2 separate regions of the Homo sapiens genome follow, and region 2 is linked to region 1. The links are chromatin loops, found by intact Hi-C in ENCODE. Cell type or tissue: natural killer cell. All regions are shown on one strand. Links, peaks and the distances in the headings refer to the core of each region. The heading gives the core; the rest is flanking DNA.

What was found. A loop is a pair of places that touch in the nucleus more often than their neighbours do. Peaks named below come from ENCODE experiments on the same cell type or tissue, not always from the same donor. Only the 100,000 strongest peaks of a DNase experiment are listed, where the experiment ranks them.
Region 2: it touches region 1 in a loop (4-fold over the local background); 1 of 110 quality-filtered maps calls a loop at or near these places.

Annotation. Positions count from the first base shown.
Region 1 is chr9:110,080,887-110,088,195 of GRCh38, reverse strand. The region is part of intron 7 of PALM2AKAP2 (PALM2 and AKAP2 fusion); the gene reads right to left. Among named protein-coding and RNA genes, the nearest start is that of C9orf152, 120 kb to the left of the region's middle. In natural killer cell, for the core only: no CTCF peak of the experiment used is centred there; no DNase peak of the experiment used is centred there.
Region 2 is chr9:110,026,550-110,033,858 of GRCh38, reverse strand. All of the region lies in intron 7 of PALM2AKAP2 (PALM2 and AKAP2 fusion), which reads right to left. Among named protein-coding and RNA genes, the nearest start is that of C9orf152, 180 kb to the left of the region's middle. RefSeq lists a cis regulatory region at 6,103 and an enhancer at 6,019-6,188. In natural killer cell, for the core only: no CTCF peak of the experiment used is centred there; a DNase peak (open chromatin) is centred at 3,498.

The sequences.
Region 1 (7,309 bases), core at 805-5,804:
AACCCCAGACAATTCTGTAACCAGTCCCTTGAGCTGCTTGCTGCTTGTGAAGGCACACCTTGTGGTGTGTGCTTTCATTTTCAATAAATCTCTGCTTTTGTTGCTTCATTCTTTCCTTCCTTTGTTTGTGCATTTTGTCCAATTCTTTGTTCAAGATGCCAAGAACCTGGACACCCTCCACTGATAACAATTTGAACAGCTCTTTTTTGCAATTCAGAACCATACAATACAAATGCTGTTGTCTCAGAGACCTCCTCCCTTGATCAGCACATCTAAGCAGCCCCCTCATCCCACATTCCCTTTCTTCCCTTCTCAGCACTTATTACCACTCCAAATGGCTCTGTGTTTGCTTCCCTCCTCTACGATCTCAGGTCCCTGAGGACAGAAACCTCATCCATCTTCCTCACTACTGTCTCCTACATGCCTAGAACAGTAACTGGCCTATGGCAGACACTTAGTAAATATTTGTTGAGTCAATGAATGAAATGAACCAGCTCACCTAGCCGGGGTGCTTCCTTGATGAAATGGGAAAAGAGAAATCCATGCAGCTTGGTTAGTAAATGGCTTTTTTAAAGTCAGAACTCTGCCCCATGGAACCATGTTCTAGAACTCATTCACAGCATCCAGTTCTGCATTCAAATGACAAGGAACTGAAGGAGCCTCCAAACCACGATAAGGCTGGAACCTTAGAGGCCATGGTCTTGGGACTCTCCAAGAATAGACATGAGGCTTCTGTAATAGACTGGGGAAGAGCCACCTCTGAACAAATGATTGCAACTGTGAAGACCTGCAAGATTAGTCCCAGCCCTACTGGGAATGAGCTGGGTCAGGTACTGTGCAGTGATCAAGACAAACATGGTCCTCAAACCTTTGGGGCCTCTCCGACACATCAGACACATTAATAGTATTAAGATGATGCATTAGTTCTGTGATGCTCTTGATGGAGAGCACAAAAGGGGACACCTTTCTCCTCCTGGGGTGATCAACAAAGGCTTCTCATAGCAAGGGCTGATAAAGCTGAGTCTTAAAGTGGGGTAGAGTTAGCCATGTTAGAGAGAAGGACCAGCATGGTGGAGAGAATTGGGAGTTGGGTGTGACAGGGAGATGTGAGATAGTTAGTCCAGGCAGGAAGGATAGCAAGAGCAAAGTCACCTGAGGTATGGAATGGCGTAGTGTTTACAGAGAATTGCAATTACTTTGGTTTTACTTGAGTGTAAACAGTGAAGTCTGGAGTGGCAAGAAATAAAGCCAGAGCAATGGGTAGGGGGTCAAATCATTGACCACCTAGGCTTTGAATGCCAAGGATTTGGGGTCTTCTTCCTAGGGCAATGGGTGAGAGGCTTTAAGAAGAGAGATGAAATGACTATCTGTTTTGTAATGATCTTCATGACCCTAGAGATTTACTGGGGGCAAAGAAACTGGAAAAGTACATAACACTTGAGACAAATACACTCTGTAGGACAGGGATGGAAAATACTGCCTCTGTGTCCAGAAACCTGATGGTGCCAACTGGGCCAAAAGTGATATGGCTGCCAAAGACAGGTTGATAGTCAAGTCATTTAGACTGACTTTGCAACTTAATGCATGTGCATGTACACACACGCACCTATGGGGTCATGAGCCCAATGCCCACAGGTACAACAGTAATAATCAGTGGAGCCCCAGCAAGAAATGCCATCTTGGAAAGTCAGCAAATGGTACAAGTCATTCTCTGCAGCTTTTCAAGGAATTGCCTCTATGTAGGTCTGATCAAGCATGCTTTAGATTCAAATCCAGCAAACATTTATTTAGTGCCTACTATGTGCTGGGTGCTCTCATAGACATTAACTTCTTTAATAATCATAGTATTAAGCACATCTCTCAGACCTTTTATACTGCCCAGACATCTGCATATAGATGGCTTTTCTTTTTTATATTTTAATCCATTTTTACCTTCATTAGATTAAAATGCAAATAGCAAGCACATAGTTTTTAAAAATCAAACAGAGTTTAAGAGTTAAATTGTCAAACAAGTGCCCCACACCCTCCCACTTCTCAGTCTTATACCACTTGCAACTCTTTGTAGTTATTTCTTTTTTTTTTTTTTTTTGAGATGGAGTCTCACTCTTATTGCCCAGGTGGAGTGCAGTAGTGCAATCTCAGCTCACTGCAACCACTGCCTCCCGGGTTCAAGCGATTCTCCTGCCTCAACCTCCCGAGTAGCCAGGATTACAGGCACACACCACCATGCCCAGGTAATTTTTGTATTTTTAGTAGAGATGGGGTTTCAACATTTTGGCCAGTCTGGCCTCAAACTCCTGACCTCAGGTGATCCGCCCGCCTCGGCCTCCCAAAGTGCTAGGATTACAGGTGTGAGCCACTTCGCATGGGCTGTAGTTATTTCTTTTTGGTACTTGCCACACTTTTCTAAATATGATGTTTAGGCTATCTTGCTTTCTATTTATCAGTTTTAGGCATTATCCATTGGCATCCCCCTCAACTTGTCCTCCCAATATTTTTATTTACTTCACAAATTTATTATTCAGTGTTTATTATTAGGTTCATATAAATTTTGTGCACTGAAGACTTACAGAGTATACTATGTTTTCTTGTCTAATTTTCTGAGGTTTTTTCCTCTGAAGTTAACTATATTCCTCAATTACTTAGTTTTCTACTTACATATTGCTAACTCGGCCCAAAGTTCCAGATCGGTGAAACATCACAGTAGTATTTTCTACATCCATACATCAAGAAATCCACCTGTTCCATTGTGTCCCACAGCCATGGGTCTTCCTGCTCCAGTCTTGCTTAGTTGACTGCTAGACTTTATATTTTCTTGAGTTTCTATATCCCTGGTTTCCTGTATCCCACCTCTTATACTTTTTCAACTTACCCCTTCACCTTGCTGGACCATATCCTCCAGTACCTTTCCCTTTCCTTTGTACACATTCTCTTTAACTTTAATTACTATTTTTTATTAAAGACATACAGTTACATAGTTTAAAGCGCCTAATAGTACAGAAAACAACAATTCCTACGGGTCACCACTTCGGCCTGCTTCCCTCCGATTTTTCCTCCCAAGAGTAAGTACAATTGGCCCTCTGCGTCTGTGGTTACACACTGTAGACTCAACCAACCACGATGGAAAATATATTTTTTAAAGTATGGTTGCATCTAGGCCGGGCGCGGTGGCTCACGCCTGTAATCCCAGCACTTTGAGAGGCCGAGGCAGGCAGATCATAAGGTCAGGAGATCAAGACCATCCTGACTAACACAGTGAAATCCCATCTCTACTAAAAATACAAAAAAAAAAATCAGCTGGGCGTGGTGGCACATGCCTGTAGTCCCAGCTACTCGGGAGGTTGAGGCAGGAGAATCGCTTGAACCCGGGAGGTGGAGGTTGCAGTGAGCCGAGATCGTGCCACTGTACTCCAGCCTGGGCAACAGAGCGAGACTCCGTCTCAAAAAAAAAAAGAAAAACAAACAAACAAACAAAGTATGGTAGCACGTGTAGTGAACACCCACAGACTTTTTTTTATCATGATTCCCTAAATAATACAGTATAAAAACTATTTACACAGCATTTACATGGCATTAGCTATCATAAGTAATCTAGAGATCTTCAGAGGTTATACACAAATACTACACCATTCTATATTAAGGACCATCTGTAGATTTGGGTATCTGAGGAAGCTCCTGGAACCAACCCCCCCATAGTTACCAAGGATATCCTTGGTACTTTAACCTCTTTTAGGTAATTTTTGGTAACAATTTACATTGCTTCTTTGTGATTTTTCCATTGTTGGCATTATTTATTAACTTCTCAATATGGAGAATGATAATTTAATGGTTTTTCCTATCTATGCCCTCACCATATGAGGGTACTCTTCCCAATATAATTATATGGAAACTTTTGAAGATCAGTATTATAATAACATAACATTACTTTCAGCTAAGCCACATGGTGAATGATGGTCAGTTTTCCTTTCCTGAACATCTTACTGTTTTCAGCATTAGTAACAGTATTTCCCCACCTTTGCTTAGTGTTTTATATAGCTCTTGCTAATTCAAGCCTAAACTTTTCCATCATATCTCTAAATCTCTTCTCATGACACCAAGATGCCTCACATATTCTATCAACTCCACCTTACAAAGGAAGTCACTTCCTGAGCCTCTGGCATGCTTCAGGAGCACAGCGGTCAGCTGGGAGTTCCCGCCCTAGGCATCTAGAAATTTCCTCTGCCTCTCTCAGGTTGGATATCCCATTTGCTCTACCGCTGGTAGTTTTCTTTCCTGGTTTACTCCCTCATCTCAGTGGACCATCTTCTCCAGTTACTTTCTGAAAACTTGTTATGTGTGAAATGCATTATTCTACCCTCACAAGAGTGTGATGGAATATACAATTCTAGTTTTAAAATCATGCTCTTCCATGCTATCAAAGGCCTTGTTCCCATTGTCTTCTAGCTGCCAGTGTTGGTGTTAAGAAGTCAAGCCCATTTTTATTCTTGACTCTTTGTATGTGATCTATTTTATCCCCCTGGAAGCTTATAGGTAGGATCTTCTCTTTGCTACCAATGGAATTTTTCAACAAAACTTGGCAAGATAGAAAGCAGACAGATAAGTAGGAAAAAAAACAAACCAAACCAAAAAACAAAAAACTTTGCAGACTTAAAAACAAAAACAAAACAGTATCCTAGGCTGTCAATGGGGAAGGCTGAGAACCAACTGATTCATCTAAAGAAGTGCAAAGGCTCAGAAATGTTTCAACATTATTAAAACAGACTAGGCCTCCTTATTTTAGCCACACACACCCCTGTATCCTAATGCCAAAAACCACGCTGTTGTTGCCTCGTTTTCTGTTATGCTTGTGTTTATAGACTTATGCCTTTTTAAAAAAAACTCCCCTAAGTGAAATAAGTTAGTACAGAAGGACAAATACTATATGATTCCACTGATACAAGGTACCTAGAGTAGCCAAACCGTAGAGACAGAAAGTAGAAGGGTGGCTGCTAGGGGCTGGGGGAAGTGAGGAATATAAAGTCATTGTTTTTGTTTTTTGTTTTTTTGCTTTTTTTGAGACCAAGTTTCACTCTTGTTGCCCAGGCTGGAGTGCAATGGCGTGATCTTGACTCACCACAACCTCCGCCTCCCAGGTTCAAGTGATTCTCCTGCCTCAGCCTCCCAAGTAGCTGGGATTACAGGCACGCGCCACCACACCTGGCTAATTTTGTATTTTTAGTAGAGACGGGGTTTCTCCATGTTGGTCAGGGTGATCTCGAACTCCCGACCTCAGGTGATCCGCCCACCTCAGCCTCCCAACGTGCTGGGATTACAGGCGTGAGTCACCACGCCCAGCCCTACAGAGTCATTGTTTAATGGGTACAGAGTTTCAGTTTGGGAAAATGAAAAAGTTCTGGACAAAAATGTTGGCAACAGTTGCACAATATGTTCAGTACTTAACACTACTGAACTGTATACCTTAACATGGTTAAAATGGTAAAGTTTTATGTTGCATACATTTTACCACAAAACCAAAACCAAAAATTCTCTTTGTATCATTTAAATGATGTTTTGTTTGGTGGTGGGCGCAAGTAGATGCCTGTGTTCAATCCACTATCTTTATGCAGAAGTCTTTTGTAGATGAGATTTTTCCCCTTATTTCTACTCTTTAGGCCAGATCAGCAGTTCTAAACTTTATTGTACGTAAGAATTATTACAAAGGGTTCTGACACAAAACTACTGGTTGTTTTTATATACTTTATTTTATAGGTGATCTCAAGGGTGATTTTTATACCATATCAGATTTCACTTCCTACGGTGTTTTAGAGCCTGACCCTCTTATGTTAAGACGCCACTGCTTGGCTGGGTGCAGTGGCTCAAGCCTGTAAATCCCAGCACTTTGGGAGGCTGAGGTGGGTGGATCACCTGAGGTCAGGAGTTTGAGACCAGCCTGGCCAACATGGTGAAACCCTGTGTCTACTAAAAATACAAAATTAGTCGGGTGTGGTGGCACACTACTGTAATCTGCTTAAATCCAGGAGGCAGAGGTTGCAGTGAGCCAAGATCACACCACTGCACTCCAGCCTGGGCAACAAGAGCGAGACTCTGTCTCAAAAAAACAAAACAAAACAAAAAGCCACTGCTTGCACTACCTTGGGATATATTCAGAAAAGTATGAACCAAAGAACCAGATAGGTGATGTTCTAGACCAGAACACAGGTTTCTCTCTTGACTGCACACATTAAAAGGTTGAAATCAGTGGCAAAGGGCTTTAACTATCAAATAAGAACACATATGGGGGAACTGGGGCTATTTAGCATGGTGAGGAAGGTTTGGAGAGGTAGGGGCTTTGGAGTGAGCATGAGAACCCCACCCCAAATCTCTAACATCGTGAGGGCTCTCACAGGAAAGAGGAGTTGCACAGAATTCTGGGAAGCCCCAGCAGGGACCCAGCACAAGCAGAGAAGCCACTGGATGTGAGATTCCAGTTAAAAGAAGGGAGAGTTTCCTGTCGCTTGGGCTGGACTGCCACTGGAGCATGAGGCCTGGTGGCTGGCAGGAAGAGCCTTTGGGAAGCGGGTGCTGGGGCCTCGACTGGCTCACCTCTAAGAATTCTTTTAGCCCTGGGATTCTCTGTGAAAAGATTCATGTTCATAGAACATTGACCCAAGCAGTAAACAAAACACCACACCCTGCCAAACCAGAGAGTAATGTGGTATGTTCTATTTTAAGAACATAATCCACTAAGAAACACAGACATCTAAAAAAAGGAATCTATGTTTATAGGCAACATGCAAGCCACAATTCTAGTCCCACCCCTGCCTTTCCAAAATCTCTCTTTTTAACAATGTAAATTCCAAAACGTAAATAACAGTAATTCTCAATGAAATGCTCTGGTGCGAGTTGTGGATTTTTTCCTCCTAAGAAAAAATATCTTTTGATACATCCCTTTTCAGATAGGAAAACCTTCAAGTTGAACTAAGTTGATTGATTTTTCCAAAATACACACCTTCTCCTACTTACTCAATGTGCATATTCTTTCTGCAAGACCCTCAAAGCAATAACTGCATGTTACCAGGCTGAAGCAGTGCCTCTTCCTACTTACTGCATTCACTTTAAATATGTATCTTTCATTCAGTCTCCGGAAGGATTCAAAATATTGTAACACAAACCACAGATTATTGAACTTCAGTTCATTGGTTTCCTCTGAGAAGCTCAAAAATACTTTTAACATTTGGCTGGGCGCAGTGCCTCACGTCTGTAATCCCAGCACTTTGGGAGGCCCAAGGCGGGTGGATCACCTGAGGTTGGGAGTTTGAGACCAGCCTTG
Region 2 (7,309 bases), core at 1,516-6,515, 55 kb after region 1:
AGTATTAGCTATGTGTTATTTGTATTCATCTGTGCCAGTCCACTGGCTCATAGCCTGTCCAAAAAACTACAGTGGTCTTAGATCAGGTCCATTCTTGACTAATTCTTGCTCCCAGGATCAAAACTATTTTCCTGTCATTACATTTTAATTAAAATATTTTTTGATTCTAAAAGAAATATTTACTCATTACACAGAAAGCAATAAACTGTGGGCTCTGAAATATGACAAACCTGGAATTGAATTCTGACTCTGCTCTTCCAGAATTTGTGACCTTATAAAGTCTTTACCTTCTCAAAGTGTTGATTTCTTCATCTGCACAATGGGACAAAAAATGGTACCTATCTCATGGTGTCATTTTGAGTGTTAAAGAGAGAAATGCAGGTAAAGTGTTTAACACAGTGCCTAGCCCACAGTAAACACTGGGAAAAAGAAAGGGAGTGAAGGGAGAGAAGGAAAGAGAGGAAAAGAAAGTAGGAAGAAGTCAATGACTGTTATAGGATTGAAGGTTTAGTAAAAGCCACACAAAGGAGAAAGGTTTGGAAAATGCTTAGACACAGAATGCATATTTTTATTTAAAAGAGAAAAAGATTTGCTGTGTCTTTTGCAATACCATTTCTCTTAAAAGGGATTTTCCTGTGTCACTCATGGGATACACTTAATATAAACTTAGAAACTTTTTCATATTTGGGATTTGTTTATATTTTCTTTGCAAGAACCAACTCAAACACACTAAAAATAATAAAAAGAATAATTCTTAGTGGATGAATGTTTGTCTATTTCTCAACTTAAATAAGGTTTTGTCTCCAAAATTTCAAAGTGACTTATTCACATTAATTTGAAAAGTCAGACCAAAAATTTGACCCTGCTTAAATATGGTATGCTACATATAATACGACATTCAATAAATTTATTTATTTATAATAGAAATAGGGTCTCCTTCTGTCACCCAGGCTACAGTGCAGTGGTAGGATTGTGGCTTACTGCAGCCTCATCCTCCCAGGCTCAAGTGATTCTCCCACCTGTCTCCTGAGTAGCTGAGACGACATGCGCACACCACACCTGGCTAGTTTGTTTGTTTTTTTATTTTTTTATTTTTTTTGTTTTTTTATTTTTTATTTTATTTATTTATTTATTTATTTATTTATTTATTTATTTATTTATTTATTTTGAGACAGAATCTCACTCTGTCACCCAGGCTGGAGTGCAGTGGCACAATCTCAGCTCACTGCAGCCGCCTCCTCCTGGGGTCAAGCGATTCTTCTGCCTCAGCCTCCCGAGTGGCTGGGACTACAGGCACGCGCCACCATGCCCAGCTAATTTTTGTATTTTTAGTAGAGATGGGGTTTCACCATATTGGCCAGGATAGTCTCAAACTCCTGACCTCGTGATCTGCCCGCCTCAGCCTCCCAAAGTGCTGGGATTACAGGCGTAAGCCACCGCACCCGGCGGTTTTTTTTCTTTAAGTAGAGATGATGTCTGGCCAAGTTGCCCAGGCTGGTCTCAAACTCCTGAGTTCAAGCAATCCTCCTGCCTCAGCCTCCCAAAGTGCTACAATCATAGGTGTAAGCCACCATGCTTGGCCAATAAGTTGATTTTTTTTAGTCCAAAAGTTAACCAAGGCTGTGTTATTTGTGGCATAACACAGACATGGAGACATTTTAGAAAAAACTAAAAGAAGAAACTGTCTTAAGCTACAGTATGATGGGTGCAGTAGTCTCTTAACTAATATTGCAGGACACCTGTGTGCTTAATTTCTCCAGATTCAAGGAAAGCTCTACTTTTTTTTTTTTTTTTTTTTCCCCGTAAGCTAAGCTTTGCTTATTTACTGAGAAGGCTGTTCGGTTTTATCATACTCATGAATCACTGCAGGAGAATGATAATGAGAAATGTAATCAGAATGCTGACAGGATGAAGACTCATGGGCCAGCCTGAAGAACAACTCATTCTCAAGGATGAAAATCAAATCTTATCCCACTAGGTAAACTCCAGCTTTGCATTGGAAGAATGAACGCAAACAGAACTACATAAAAGCCTCCATATTGATCAGGACTGTGAGGCAAGGAAGACCTCCTTAGCATGTCTACATACCAGCATCATCTCATTATTCTCCAAGGTGAAGCACTGTGACAAAGTCATGAAGATCTAGTGCTGTCTGGCTTAGACCTAGGCTCCAGCACTCCTTGTCTGTGTGACCTTAGACAAGTTACTTAATCTCTCTGCACCTTGTTTTCTCTGTAAACTGGAGATATCCTAGTACCCACCTCATAGGGTTGTGGTAAGAATTAAATAATAGAATACCCTAAACACCCAGAGCACTACCTGACACATGGGAAGTTCTCAATATATGTTAGCTATTATCTCATTATTCATTTTATTAAACCGAATTTCACTAGAAAATGCATACTGTTGGAGATCAAAACTCACACTCTGGTGGGGTGCAGTGGCTCACACCTGTAATCCCAGCACATTGGGAAGCTGAGGTGGGCGGATCAGTTGAGGTCAGGAGTTCGAGACCAGCCTGGCCAACATGGTGAAACCCTGTCTCTACTAAAAATACAAAAATTAGCCAGGCCTGGTGGCGCACACCTGTAATCCCAGCTACCAGGGAGGCTAGAGGCTAAGGCACAAGAAATACTTGAACCTGGGAGGTGGAGGTTGCAGTGAGCCAAGATGGCGCCACTGCACTCCAGCCTGGGCAACAAGGTGAGACCCTGTCTCAAAAAACAATAACAGAAACAATAATAAACCTCACAATCTGTGAGCAGATGGAAAATATGATGACAAATCCAATACCCTACCCTCTAGCCCAGATCCCTTTGGGAGACGGAGTGGGAACTGCAGCTGCTGGTACCTTTTTCTTTTCAGAAACAGACATAAAAATTCTGAGATAAAATAAATGTCACATCTCCACTGACTAATTTCTGAGGAAGAAGTAGTTGTTGCAATGATAGTAAGCATAAGTGACCTCGAAACAGACCAGCTCGTGGTATGCAGACCTACCAGTGGCCTGCTCTGCTAGGCAATGAATCAAGCATCTTGTATGAGCATGTCATCTTTTTACATACAATTTACATGATGTCATGATTTTTACCAAGTGTATTTTTTACTACTAAGTTTTCACTACAATAAAAAGGGCAAGGGGGCAGGCCACTAGAGAATGGGTAGGAGAAAGAGATGGGAAAGGCATTGGATAATTTATCGAGATAGGAGCACTAGATGCTCACTTCAACAATCTTCAGTATTCATATGATACAGAAAGATCATTCTTCCCATTGTTAGGGCTCAGAAACCTATATCCCCAAATATGATGCTTTGATATTCTGAACCTGAAGAAGGCTCAAGGTCTCTCTGACCTCCCCTCACTCCTGTCTCTCAATCTTCTGTCTCTCCCCTACGCACAGGATGAAATGGTTCTGTGAAGTTCCCTTATCTACCTAAAATCTTACCCTCCAGAGAAGAAAACAATTACTTCTGGTCTCTTCCTTGAGTTGCCATTAGCAACTCATATAGCAGGAAGAAAGACTGAATGAAGTCTGTCAACACATCTGAACAGACTTCTGTCACAAATTGTTGTCTGTTCTGTGGGCCCAACAGACTTTGTCCCAGGTCACTGTTGGTTCTTCAAGTAAAAATCATTTACTGCCCTTCCCCCCACTTCCTATCTCCACACTTCCTATCTCCGTTTCCTCTAAGAAGAAGGGTATATAACCATCTGTACCCCATTGTGTGTAATTTTCTCTCTTTGCACATTAGTAAACTTCTATGCCATTTCTCCCGTTAATCTGTCTAGTGTCAATTGATTTTTCAACGAAATTTCAGAGGGCAAAGGGAAAGTTTTCCCTTGGCCCCTACTCTATGAATCCAACAACTTTTCCTGATAACTACAATCTTGATTTATGAGACCTCTCTGATACCTGACCAGTTGCAGAAGGACAAGGCTTATCGTAAGTGGCCACATGAGTTCTACCCAGGATTTCAGAAATAATTTGCAATCATTCCAAACCCTCAGGGACATGAATGGTAATTTATTCAGACATTAACTGGAGAGACAAACTGGTTCCCTGCCTAAATGGGAACCAGGTTGGCTACCTTCCAGTCGCACTAAAGACCAATAGTTTCTGTCACTGGGTTCTGTGTTTGGTTTGCGTGGCTTGGTTCTTTCACAAGTCATAGACTTTGGTACTTGCAAATGAGCCTTGTTGCAAAACTAGCTTGATTGGGACAGATTATTCTTAAGAAATGAGGCTTATCTGCAGACAGGCTCTGACATACTGAACAGCAACACGTGACAGTTTCTAGAGCTTTAGCATCATTAGTCATTCTCACTGCTGGAATGTTCAAAATGTGCATAGAAGGAAACAGACAGATGTCCTCAGGAAGCATTTGTGAATGTGTCAGAACTTTTGCTGGGAATATCCATGCCCATGTCATGTATTTTAGGGTGACCACTCAGAGATAGGGGATTTTACCAAGTAGGAGTTGATAAAAGCACAAGAGTATTTCATCAACATTTTAAAAATTGGGATGATGAAGCTATCTGCAGAAAATGAAATTAGGCTAACACTGATATCCCAACTAAAAAGAAGATCCTAGAATAAGGCTTCCAAAAAGTCATGATATACCCAGATTGAGGTAAAGGGTTTTTGTTGTTGCTGTTGTTCAAAAGAAAAAACAATCAAACAAACAAATAGAGGGTAGTGTTTCTCATAGTTTCACTTCATAGAGAAACCAATGAGGTACAAATCTTGGCATGGATCAGATTTGGATTCCTAGCAAAGAAGCATATCAAGGGATGTCCCTTGATAGGTTATCAGCATATTACAAGTCCTTAAAATATACATCTGTCTGGTTTAAAGCTTAATAAAATACATTGTCATGTTTAAAATGAAAAAAGTCTTTTTTTTTTTTTTTCAAAAAGAACCCAAAACCACAAATAATCCCAAAGGACAATAATCAAAACACATTACGCGGTTCCCTTCATTTCCTTTGCAACACTCCTCTTGCCTAGGGCCACTGGACTTGGCAAATAAAAATACAGAACACCCAGTAAAATCTGAATTTTAGGTAAACAACAAATAATTTTTTAATATAAGTATGTCCCATGCAATTTAATTCAAATCGAACTGGACATCTAATATTTTATCTGGCTAAGCTACCCTTGCCCTGTCATTGGAGCTCCCCTGCTTTAGCTAATTAAAAAAAAATAAACCTGCACTTATTAAAACCCAAACAGAGAGGCTACAAAGTGTCCTTCCATCTGGGTTCAAAGCTTGGCTCCACCACACACTCACTTTGAGATCTTGGGTAAGTTACTTTACTGTGCCACAGCCACCACATCTGTAGAATGGGATTAATAACAGTTTCTCCTTAGCAGAGTCATCTGGAGGATTACACGAGATGGTGTATGTGTAGCACAGTACTCAGCTCAAAGCAAACGTTCAACCCATGTTAGCTATTATTGTTGGCAAGAGAACACAGCGAAGAAATAAAACGGCAAAGAAGAAGGTACCTGAGATTATTCACTTGCCACGAATATTCCTTATCTACACATAGATTATTGAAAGCTGTCAATGGTTGTGACTTCATTTCTTTCACATTTATTTTATTTGACAAATAGGGAGTAGCACACAGGAACAATAAATAACCATTAATAATATAGTTTATTACAGTTTACAACAGAGCTCTTCATATTCATTTTAAAGAAAATTCAAGACAATGATTCTCAAAGACATGTATTATAAAAACTGACCCATATAGTACCGATATGCCTCCTACTCACCAATGCCAAACCCCCTCTGAGATCCACTACCCTGAATAGTTTCAAGGATTTTTAAAAAATCTTCGAAAATATTTCCTTTGGCAAGGAACCAAATTTAGAGCGATCTTTATGTATATACACAATGTAGAAAGGTTTTCTGTCCCAAATGTCTCTTTTTTGTCCAGAGTCCCTGCACAAAACAATCCTTTCAATGTCGTCATCATCAAATACAAAGGGCAACCGGCTGGACACCACTGGCAACAAAAGGCCTTCAGCAGAATGTTTTTTTAAAAGCAAAGGCCAAAGAAAGCTGTAACCTGTGGCCTCTATTCACCACCGGAAGAGTCTAAATGCTTTTCCTCTTTTGTAATAGAGAACATCTGCTCTTCTAGGAGGATAATCTGTCTTCCAACAAGTTTTACGTGTAGAGAAGCAACATCCTTTTTTAAATGTGGCTTTCCCATGTCCTTGAATAGAAATGTACCCTTTTCAAACGGTTTTACAGCCAGAATCTCTAGTTTGCCTAAGGGCTACCAACCTTGTTTCTTGTTCAAGCATAAATGAGAAATATTGAACATGTAAATAAGAATACCAGACTTCATTCTGAGGAAAATTCTGCTGTGCTAAAATTTTTTGTATTCTTTTTTGCAAACACTTAGTTTTTAGTCTTAGTATATATGGACAAGAGGGCAAGATAAAGAGAGCATCTACGATTTAGTTGGTGTATTTGATGGAAATGACAGCCAAATCACAAAATTTTTATCCTAGAGATACTTCTTTAACATGGATTACTTGATGTCATTTTATCCAGTCGTTGGATAAACAAAATTCAAGAAAATGATGCACAGCCAAGCAGGTGTGATTTGGGACTTGCAGCAAGGCACCAGCTGGATAAGGCCAAGACATTTCCAGTATGAGGGTCCTGGACAGTTCACGCCACAGAAGAAAGGAACTTTTGTAACCAGCAATATCTTTAAAAATCTAGCTTGTAGCAGCTTCCTACTTTATTTCTGAGGGGTAGCCATCTTACTGGCTTTTCTGTTTTTGTTTTTGTTTTTGAGACTGCATCTCGCTCTATTACCCAGGCTGGAGTGCAGTGGCGCGATCTCGGCTCACTGCAACCTCTACCTCCTGGGTTCAAGCGATTCTCGTGCCTCAGCCTCCAGAGTGGCTGAGATTACAGGTGTGTGCCACCACACCCAGCTAATTTTTGTATTTTTAGTAGAGACGGGGTTTCACCATTTGGCAAGGCTGGTCTTGAATTCCTGACCTCAAGTGATCCACCTGCCTTGGCCTCCCAAAGTGCTGGGATTACAGTAGTGAGCCACCACGCCTGGCCTTACTGGCTTTTTACTATTAACATAATGTATTAAAAATCCCTTTGAGAAGGCAATTAAATAGTAATACATTTTAGGTGTAAAATGCAACATTTAGGTGGTTGACAGGAGCTGGAGTAGGAGAGAATGGGGGGCTGGTATTTAATGGGTAGAGAGTTTTGGTTGAAGAAGATGTTGAAAAAGTTCTGGAGAAGGATGGATGACGATGATGGTT